2 separate regions of the Homo sapiens genome follow, and region 1 is linked to region 2. A link is a contact called in ENCODE Hi-C or POLR2A ChIA-PET data. All regions are on one chromosome and are shown on one strand. The core of a region is the stretch at or near the end of the contact, and the rest is flanking DNA. Distances in the headings are between cores, read along the strand shown. Region 1 overlaps SQOR (sulfide quinone oxidoreductase). Region 2 overlaps BLOC1S6 (biogenesis of lysosomal organelles complex 1 subunit 6).

Region 1 (5,756 bases), core at 1,309-3,808, 37 kb after region 2:
CATCTCTTTTAAGTCATGATCCCGACATGTCCATCACTTGCTCTTAGGATCTCTTACCCAACCTATGCAGAAGAGTCTCCCATGTACTTTCCTTCTACAGACACCCTGTGTGGTCCCTAGGATCTTGCCTGAAGTTGTTAAAGCCATATTCAGCTTCATGATTTTGACTGTTAGGAAAAGAAAAACTTGGCCTCTTCAGCAAGTGACCTAGGTTAGCTGTTGTGCCATGTACATAGTAAGTACTTTGTAAATGTATGGTGGGTGATGGGTGATGATGTTATGATCATCCTTAAATACCATGGGGTGACTCCCTTCTGATCATAATGAATCTCCATGTTTTGGCCCTAGCCCAGCCCTCAGGGAACTTTCATGCCACCTAGCTGGGAACCAGCAGCTCTGGCCCTAGCTACATGAATGGAGAGAAAATGGCTATGTCTGTATCCTGGTACCAATTCCTGACTTCTGGGAGGGAGGGCTGCTTCTGGAAGTGGGGATTGTGGTGATTTCACTCTATGATAACTTTCTTATATCTTTGGCTATTTGTTCTAAGGTAGCCCATGATGTCTCCATAGGAAAATGATGTGTTTTAACAACCACCATGTTTGGAGTATAGATTGTGAGAGCTCTTCAAGACAGTGCTGGGTCTAGTAAATGTGGTTTTGTGTTTCTGTGAGCACATAAATGATGCTTGAGATGGATGAGGGGCCATCTGAGTTTGGAGGAAAATCATGAGCCTTTCAAGGTCTAGGTGATCAAATCTAAGCTTGTTTTGAATCATTGAGTAAGAAAGGTCTTTAATGGCAACTAGACACCTCCACTTATTTTACACTCAGGGAAATGGACTCAAAATGGTAAATGACTATCTCATGGTCTTACAATCTCCATTTCCTCACTTATAAAATGGGAATAATAATTCCCACCTCTCTGGTTTTTGTGAGTAATTACGTAAAGTGCATAGCACAATGCCTGTCACATATCAACACTTCCACAAATGATTTGGGGACTTGCGGGGAGAGATTGAGAGGAATGGTTTCCATTCTAATTATGTTCCAGACCTGCTTATTAAAGCCTTGTTATTCTTTGCCACAAAAATTCACATCTCTGATCAATCTAAGGAGTTATTAGAACAAGCGTCCCCATTTGAAAGCCTGCTTGTGAACTTCCATTTTCCTTTTCTCATTTAGAGGATAGCAAAGTTTTAGAGAAGCAGGGGACCTTTGATGCCACCCAATCTGATCCTTTATTCCATTGATGAAGAAAGCATGGCCCAAAATGGGTCAGGAAGAGCTGTACCTAGCACTCCCTGGACTGTGGTCCTGGGTCTCTTGACTCTTGATATGCCCTCAGACAAAGCTTCACCAGGAACGGGTCATTGTCATCTAGCTGGACACAGAAGAGACGTGAGCTGTCTACACCTCATTCTGTCTCAACTATTAAAGGATTGAGTTTAGAGTCTCTCCAACTATGTCCAAATAGCAAATGTATACCTTGAAATTAAAGAGTGTTTTCTCATTATGGTAAGACCTCACACACTGGATTCCAAGGAATGATATACTTGAATGAAATGGCCAGTCCCGTTTACAGTGAACTCCTTGCATGTGAGACTCTGAGTGGAAATCCCAATGCTCCTGAGGCTGATGAGTAATTTTAATGTGGTCATTTAACAAACTCAGGAAAACAAGTTCATCCCTGTTGTGTGACTGGGAGTACACTGATTCCACCTCAGGCTTCTTTTTCCAGTGAGTCATGTCCTACAGTCTGCAGATGGGCACACACAGGCATATACAGACTAGAAAGGAAACCTGAAAATTACCTGACCAGAGGCCAACTATGAGTGGTGGGGTTGAAGGGGAGCTAAGTCGTGCTTCTTTATGTACTAGAATGTGAGAAGTCAGGCTCCCACTGGCTACAGCAAGCAGAAAAACAAGGTGTTCTTTCATTTTTTTTCCCCCTATATAATTCAGTCAAAACTCTTAACTTTCATTTGAAATAATCCAATTGACTGACATATTTTTTCTTTCCTGGAATCTGAATGCAAGCATTTTCCTTATGTAAATATAATTTGTGTTTTCTGCTTAGCAATTGTATTGGTTTGGTGAAATTGTCAGTTCTCTTGTTACAATGCATTCTCTGATTGTAAAATAAGGATAGGTCAGGATAATTTGTAGGAAATTTCTCAGGAGCAAAGGGAGCCACTGTTTCATTGTAAAGTCCTCATTAGCAACTCTTAATCAGTAACTCTGCAAAGAAAATTCCTACAGTTTTGCCCCTGAAGAGTGAGGGAACTAAAGAACCCCAGTGCAGCTCCCAGTCCTTGAATCATCAGAGAGCTATATAGATTGTTCCTATTTCCCCAGTGACTCAGTCCTGGCCCACTACTGGTGTACTTGCTTCACAGCTTAATATTTAAACAAATGTTTGGATTTATAACAGCTCCAGAGGGAGAGTTTCAACATGGCCCTGCAGGGCTAAGTGAAGATTGCTCCATTTTCTTTATTTGTTAACAGTATAGTAATCCAGTTCCTGAACACACAAGGCAAGAATAGCACTGCCATTACTCAAGCAGAGGTGTGCCAAGAGGAAGAGCACAGCTGCTATCCTTTCTCGGAACAACACTCATTCAGTTTTCAAGGGGGGTGCTTTCCTTCTCCCTCACAGTGCCTTGGACCTTTACTCCACTTTGAGTAATTCTAGTATTGCTGCTCACATCCTGTCTTCATTATATTCACCTGAACAAGTGGATATAATGTCATCGTTCACATTCTTCCTTCTTCTTTATCCCCTATAGCTGATTGTCGCAAAAATGTCAATGTGTGTCTCACATTCACACCCCTCATCTCTGTTCCCATTCAGACCCCACCCTCACTGTGCCTGAATTTCTGAAACAGCCGCTTAATGGATCTTCATATTCCTGGTCTTTCCTGTTATAACAGACAGACTCTTCTTACCCATCACTGGCTGTGCAGTGCCTAGCACAATCCCTGGCATTTAGTAAACAATCAAAAATGCTGAACTCAACTGAATTGCTCCAGTTCATCCTCTCAGCTTCCCCTGGGGACTCTTTATAAATCCAGTTTTATTAAGACCTTCCAAGGGCTCTCACTGCCATTAGCAGTAACCACAGGCTGAAATGCACACCAGGGCTGAGCAGGTAACAAATGAACAACATAGGCTGAGTGGGGCTGGAGTGAACTGAAACCTTGTGCATGGTGGAGAAGACCAATGACTGCTCAGCTCCAGCCAAGAGTTTCCATGTGAGAATGTGGGCTTAGTGTTAGAGGCCAAGAATCTGGAATATTTTTTGTCGAGATCTCCAAATTTTTTAATGTTGATGACTAATTCAAAATTCAAGAAAAGCACTGTGAGCCAAGCAAAACACAGCTCTGGCCTGCACTTGGCCTGCAGGTTGCTGCTTTGTGACTCCTAGATCAAATTGCCATTGTCTGGGAATAAGCTCTCAGACCTAAACTTTAGTAACACATGCCTATCCAATCTCATTTCTCCCTCTTCCCAGAGCGCTAGACTGCCCTCCTTTATATCCACCGTTAGGAGATTCTCATTGCAAGTGATTCTCCTTTCAAAATCTTGAACCCAACTGTCCAAAAGTAGCCCGAACAGGTCCCTGACATAACTTCCCTTTTTCTGCTCACATAATTCCTTTTTCTTCAGCTGTCTAGATGTCAACTTTGACTTTTTTTTTTCTTCCAGAAGCCTTTCCCACGTCTTCCGAAATTATTCTCTCTTCCCAGCCTCTATCTTATCTGAATCTTTGTTTGCATTTCTAATGCTAACACCTAATTCAGGAGCTTATCGCTCACACCTGGACCACTCCAATAGTCTCCTAACTGATTTGTCAAAATTAGCCCATGTGAAACTGGTTTTGTTTCTCCTCCAACAGGAGGGTTAATTTGTTCCAACACCAGAAGATTCTCTTACTCAAAGCTGCCCCTTTGTGCGATCACTTTCCAGAACTTTGTTTTCCCATGTAAAGCCTCAATGCCCTAGCTAAAAGAGTGGGAGGGGGTCAGGCCTGGAGAAATTGCTGTCTCTCAGCTTGCATCCTTACATACAGTGGGCGCTCAATGAATACTTGTGGACACATTCTTTTTTCTTTTTGAGATGGAGTCTTGCTCTGTCACCCAGGCTGGAGTGTAGTGGTGCGATCTCGGCTCACTGCAGCCTCCGCCTCCCAGGTTCAAGCAATTCTTCTGCTTCAGTCTCCCAAGTAGCTGGGACTACAGGTGCGTGCCACCACGCCCAGCTAATTTTTTGTATTTTTAATACAGATAGGGTTTCACTGTGTTAGCCAGGATGGTCTCAATCTCCTGACCTCATGATCCGCCTGCCTCAGCCTCCCAAAGTGTTGGGATTACAGGCGTGAGCCACCATGCCTGGCCTGGAAACATTCTTAAACAGCAGCAGAATTGTGACCATGCGAATTTCATGTAAGTCTATTTCACAAAGATACACTTACATATTTAGCATAGCTAAATGTAAGTAATTTAATCGTATATCATTTGCGCAGGTAAAAATTCTCCTAATAAAAATTCAGCTTAGATTATCTTTCCTGATTTTCAGTTCTGCAAACTTAGCCCCTGTGTGATTGAGACAAATTCAGTGTAGGTATAAACCTGAATTTGCACATAGACTTATATGCTGCAGAAAACTTGTTTCTCACCTTCTTTTCTGAGCACTTCTGGCTGATGCCCTCCTTTATCAAGGTTAAATGGATAAAATAGATGTGAAGATTTTTCTTGGTGGAGAAGATATCTTAAGTTTCAATAGAATGGAGGATAGTATATGACAAAGGAAAGGAAGGCCACGTGCTGCTTCTTCTAGAGCGGTTACTGCCTTAAAAACTCAAACTGTAGCTATGTTATTTAGTTGCAAAAATTTATAAAAATTTAGCTCAATCACCCACAAATTGTAACATTCTTCGGTACTATGTAATTAAATTGCATTTTAGAGACGGCATAGAGACGGCGTATTTTTTTTTTCTCCTTTTTGAGACGGAGTCTTGCTCTGTTGTGCCCAGGCTGGAGTGCAGTGACGCGATCTCGGCTCACTGCAACCTCTGCCTCCCAGGTTCAAGCGTTTCTCCTGCCTCAGCCTCCTGAGTAGCTGGGATTACAGGCACCCGCCATCATGCCTGGCTAATTTTTGTATTTTTCAGAGACAGGGTTTCACCATGTTGGCCAGGCTGGTCTTAAACTCCTGACCTCAAGTGATCCACCTGCCTCGGCCTTCTAAAGTGCTGGGATTACAGGCATGAGCCACCGCGCCTGGCTTTTAAGATGCCGCCTGACAGTTTAGTGGATATGTGAGGAGAAGAAGCCGAGCAAAAATGTGTTAAACATGTAAAAGCTTCCATCTGACTGAATAGTTGGCACATGCATTTTAATCTAGATGTATTACAACGTACCTGGGATTTGTTTTAATCAAGTATGGTGAGGCCAACAGATCAGGAGGTGACTGCCATGAAGGAAGAAGCTCTTACTCACAGTTCCCTAGAAACAGGAGGCATAACACCTCACATGGGGCCATATGGGAAAGCACCTGCGTAGGTGAAGGGGCAGAAAAAGTGAGGGGAAAGAACAGGCAAAAGACTGTATTGTGAGGCAGGGGAAAGGGCTGGCTAGGTTTGGGATTGGCTAGTTTGAATAATTTTAGAGTGCTCCAGGATTCATGAGCTGCCTATAGTTGTAGTTGTCTGATGCCTGGCCCTGGAATAATAAGGGCAGGGGAAAATTGCCTCT
Region 2 (5,024 bases), core at 2,504-5,003:
TATCTGGTTTGGCTTTAGGGTAATGCTAGCCTCATAGAATGAGTTGGGAGGTGCTCCTTTTGCTTCTGCAGTTGTTGCCCTTTATCCAAAGGAGGATATGTTCCAAGACCCCTAGTGGATACAATATTTTAAATAATTTTGTGCATGAAACAAAGAGTTTTGACTGTGACTTATCACATGAGGTCAGGTGGGTCATTCATTGTCCAAATGTTTCAGGTTTTGCAACATTTTGGATTTTCAGGTTATGGATGTCAGCCTTTATACACTATGTTTTTTCCTATACTTACATACCTATGATAAAGTTTAATTTATAAGTTAGGCATAGTAAGAGATTAACAACAATAACTAATAATAAAATACAGCAGTTATACTATAATAAAAGTTAAGTGAATGTGGTCTCTCTTTCAAAATATCTTATTGTGCTGTACTTACCCTTCTTGTGATGATATAGCACAGCTGCAGTTGACTGTACGTGCCTAAAACTGAAGAAAGCAAAACTGCAGATAAAGGAGGACTGACATATTTTCTGGAAGAGACTGTGGGGAATTGGTATCACGTCTTCCTTAAATGTTTGGTAAAAATTACCAGTGAAGCCGTTTGGTCCCGGTACTGTCTTTTTTGGAAGGTTATTACTTACTGATTCAATTTGTCTAATAAATATAGGCCTACATAAACTTTTTGTTTCTCCTTGTATAAGTTTTGGTAGTTTGTATCTTTCAAAGAATTAGTCCATTCCATCCACATTATCAAATTTATGAGCACTGAGTTGTTGAAAATATTCATTTATTATCCTTTTAATGTCATGGGATCAGTGGTGATTACTGCTCTTTCATGAATAATACTAATACTTTGGGGTTTTTTTTTCTTGATTGGTCTCACTAGAGGTTTATCAATTTTATTGATCTTTTAAAGAACCACCTTTTTGTCTCATTGATTTTTTTGTTTTCCCCCTTCTATTGTTTTCTAGTTCTAACAGCCTATTTTTGCTGTCCTGTGTATCTCAGATGGTTGACTTGCTGGGTTTTCCTCTCATCCATTCTGTATTTCACTTTCTGTGATCTCTAGTCCAAGCTGGAGGGACAAAGTTATTTATTTATTTATTTATTTATATTTGTAGAGATGGGGTCTCACCCTGTCACATAGGCTGTAGTACAGTGGTGTGATTATAACTCACTGCAGTTTCTAACTCCTGGGCTCAAGCAATCCTTCTGCCTCAGCCTCCCAAGTAGCTCGGACCACAGGTGTGTGCCACCACACCCAGCTCATTTTTTGTGTGTGTGTGTGTTTTTTTTGTTTTTGTAGAGGGTCTTGCTTTGTTGTCCACGCTGGTCTTGAATTCCTGGCTTCAAGCAATCCTCCTTCCTTGGCCTCTCAAAGTGCTGGGATTATAGGCATGAACCACTGTGCCCAGCCAAGAGACAAATTTATGACCTGTAGGGTATGCCAGACTCAGTGCTGGATAGTAGAGATGTTGTAATTGCCCTGAGCCTGTTCGTTGTTATTTCTTTTTTTTTTTTATCATTATTCTCTAGATAGCACAGTTTTACAAGCAAATGACATATTTTTCTTTGTAGCATTCTTTAAAATATTCAGGTAGGTGACCCTTTTAATGTCACTTATTCCTGTGATCCTAACATTGATTGATGTGTAAAGAAATATCAAGGAAGTTGGCTTCTCTTCCTCAATGAGTTTTGAATTAGAATTGTAATGAGAAACATTAGAAATTATCTGGTCTGATCTTCTCACTTTGTAAATGAGGAGATTTAGGCCAGAGAAATAAACTGAATTTCTAAGATCATATAGCTAACTGGCTGTTGGCCGGGGAAAGCTATGATTTCCAGTCCTGTGCTTTTTTCATCTTACTGCTTAATTATTCTTTTTGACTTACTATCCCTTGATACTTCATCTTCCTCACCTCTAATCTGAAAAACCATTGTTCCTCATTTCCTTTATGGGAATGTTGCAATTTTAAGATATATAAAACATTGAACTTCTTGGGCAAAATACTATAAAAAACTTCTTTTTTGGAATAATACAGAGAGTTGTTAAAAGTAACAAGTAATAAAATACTTTTAAATGATTGGATTATTTTAGTTATTAGAAATTGAAGCAAGAATAAAAGACACATTTAGTTATCAGAATGTGGCTTTAGAATATTATTTTGAAAAATCTTATTCTATATTAAATAAACCTTAGAGAGTTAATACATTTCCTACTTAACTAACTGTTACCATTAACCAAGATGAATATGATTCCTTTTAATGGACCGGCACTTTAAATATGTAGAGTTTGTCTTGGCTGTGTGTTTTTGTTTCAGACAGAACCAAGTTGTATTGTTAGACACACTGGAACAAGAGATTTCAAAATTTAAAGAATGTCATTCTATGTTGGATATTAATGCTTTGGTAAGTATGATTTAGTTGATGTAATTTAATGACATCTTGTCTTAGCAATAGCTAAGACTTAGCTAAGCAATAGCTAAGATTTTAAGCTTAGAATTTGTCTTTTTAACAAGAAACCTTGATTGAACTTCTGTTGTGTTGAATTGTTATCTTTCAAATGTTGAATTTATAGTAGGAAATTTAACTTATTTGTGCATTTGGAATAGATCTGCTTATAATTGAAGACTTAGAAAAGAGAACTTAGACTTGGCATAGTGGCTCATACCTGTAATCCCAGCACTTTGGGAGGCTGAGGCAGGAGGATTGCTTGAGCCTAGCAGTTCAAGACCAGCCTGGGCTACATAGTGAGAACCCATCTCTACAAAAAGTAATTTAGAAAAATAGTTGGGCATGGTGGCACATGCCTGTAGTCCCAGCTTTTCCAGAAACTGAGGTGGAAGGATTGCTTGAGCCCAGGAGGTCGAGGCCACAAGTGAGCTGTGATTGTGCCACTGTACTCCAGCCTGGGTGACAAAGGGAGACCCTGTCTCAAAAAACAAACAAACAAAAAGAGCGAACTGGAAGTAATGAACCTTTGGGGTACCATTTTTTTTTTCTTTAAAGAAAGTGCATTTCTCTTTACCAATTACATGGTTTCTTAAATTAGCATTTTATTTAATTATATGGCATATTCATAATGCTATAATAAATTAATGCTATAGGCTGAAGTGGACGCTTTGAGAATGATCAGTTATATCTTTCAATATAAATAGTTGAACAGTTGAATTTCATCAGAAGTTCTATAGCTTTTTGATGAGAGGAAGTGATACTCTGTATTATAAGAAACAAGGAATTAACCAAAAAAAGGAACTTGTTTTGCTACCTTTATTTTCTGATGAACATTAAAAATAGTTTTGTTTGTGGGCAGGGCACAGTGACTTATGACTGTAATCCCAGCACTTTGGGAGGCTGAGGTAGGAGGATTACTTGAGGCGTGCAGTTTAAGACCAACCTGGCCAACGTAGCAAGACCCCATCTCTATTAAGAAAAAAAGAAGCTGGGTTTACATGACTGTAGCCATTCATGCATACCTCAAAAAAATGGACTTTTCTTTGGACAAAGATGGTTTACTAATGTTTTCCATTTGTAACAATTAAAAACAAAGTTCATATTCTCTGGCATTAGAGGCCTGTGGAAGTAAATACAGAGCCATCTGCCCAGTAGTTCCTGGTTTCTTGCGAGGGAGGTGGGCAAGGCTACACTGACCTATTTTTGTGTTCCCCACTGAAATCCTGTTGCAACAGAAGGAATATTTGTTGAATGAATGAATGTTGAATGAATTAACCAAGCAGATGTAATACTGTTGCTTTAGTCTGAAGGGGCAGGATGGAGTCTTCCTCTTTTTTCTTCTCTTAGTCAAGAGTAGTTTTTATTATCATCTGGGAACTGAAAACTGGAAGGCCCAGGATATGTAAAAAGGCACTGTAACTTCTGAGCTAATCAGACAATGACTTTACTTGCAGCTACATTAAGGCTGTGAATCTCTCTACTGACATTTCTTTCATTTCTTCTCTTTCTGTAACCTTGTCTGAAAATAGGGTGCTTTTCTCCTTCTCTCTGACATCTCTAGGCTTGCATCATCCTCCCATCTTCTCCTGACATAAGACTTCATTTTAGATTATGCAGGTTGGCTGAGTTGTAAAGTCTGTACTTAAGACTCCTCAAGAAGGAAAGTGTCCTCACAGAGATCATTCTGCTTAGTCTGACTAAAGCAGCCCAAGGAATGGATTAAACTTGTCCACAGTCCTTTCTGTCCAGGGCTCTGTGGCCACAGTTTGGGTTTTCCTTATGGGCAGACACTTCACTTAAACTGTTTCATGTGCTCTGGCTCAGTCTGTCTCTTGTAAAGGCAGAGAGAATGTTTTACTTTTCTTAAATGAAACTGATAGCATTATTAGATAGTCTTATCTGAAATTTTAGAATTATATGTTTTTAAAGCAAAATATTGTCTATGCCCATCTTAATATAAATGTCTATTTTATGTTTAGTAACACTTTTGTCAATCTGAACTAAATCAAATGTCTTTCAAATCCTACTAACAATATAAGGAAATCTTTATTTTGGAATTAAAATGTGAAGATAAGGCTGTAAAAATTTTGACCAATTTAGGAAGCACAAACTATCATTTATATATTGCCTTATTTATTCATTTTGATATTTTAGTCTATTTTAACTTGACTTTTCATTTATTTTTCCATGTTAAGTTTGCTGAGGCTAAACACTATCATGCCAAGTTGGTGAATATAAGAAAAGAGATGCTGATGCTTCATGAAAAAACATCAAAGTTAAAAGTGAGTTGAAAATTCTTTCACATTCTTTACAAAAGTAGAGGTTTAATTGTTTTTTGTTGTTTTTTTTTTTTTTCAGTATTCTTTTTTTTTTTGAGACGGAGTTTTGCTCTTGCCGCCCAGGCTGGAGTGCAATGGTGCAATCTCGGCTCACTGCAACCTCTGCCTCCGGGGTTGAAGCGATTCTTCTGCCTCAGCTCCCCAGGTAGCTGGGATTACAGGTGCCCGCCACCACACCCACCTAATTTTTGTATTTTTAGTAGAGACAGCGTTCTACCATGTTGGCCAGGCTGGT

Evidence for each region. A loop is a pair of places that touch in the nucleus more often than their neighbours do. ChIA-PET counts read pairs that join two places held with the same protein, here RNA polymerase II (POLR2A). Pooled maps may share reads with other maps.
Region 1: a map of CD14-positive monocyte shows a loop between it and region 2 (2.4-fold over the local background). The contact joins two enhancer-like sites. A Hi-C loop is called at or near these places in 7 of 168 maps with a recorded cell type or tissue (CD14-positive monocyte, CD4-positive, alpha-beta memory T cell, PC-9 and 2 more), 5 of 37 single-sample maps with no recorded cell type and 13 of 50 pooled maps. POLR2A ChIA-PET finds 5 or more read pairs at or near these places in 7 of 52 experiments (B cell, MCF 10A, Panc1 and 4 more).

The regions. Positions count from the first base shown.
Region 1 is chr15:45,639,098-45,644,853 of GRCh38, forward strand. The region is part of intron 1 of SQOR (sulfide quinone oxidoreductase); the gene reads left to right. Among named protein-coding and RNA genes, the nearest start is that of SQOR, 6.9 kb to the left of the region's middle. RefSeq lists an enhancer at 2,691-2,740. Within about 2 kb of position 2,559, at least 21 of the 41 ENCODE cell types and tissues checked have a DNase peak (open chromatin) inside an H3K27ac peak, as active enhancers do; they include CD14-positive monocyte, where a contact is called at or near this core.
Region 2 is chr15:45,600,783-45,605,806 of GRCh38, forward strand. BLOC1S6 (biogenesis of lysosomal organelles complex 1 subunit 6) reads left to right here. Exons shown (of 5, transcript NM_012388.4): 3 at 2,318-2,405; 4 at 4,646-4,732. Among named protein-coding and RNA genes, the nearest start is that of BLOC1S6, 16 kb to the left of the region's middle. Within about 2 kb of position 3,754, at least 3 of the 41 ENCODE cell types and tissues checked have a DNase peak (open chromatin) inside an H3K27ac peak, as active enhancers do; they include CD14-positive monocyte, where a contact is called at or near this core.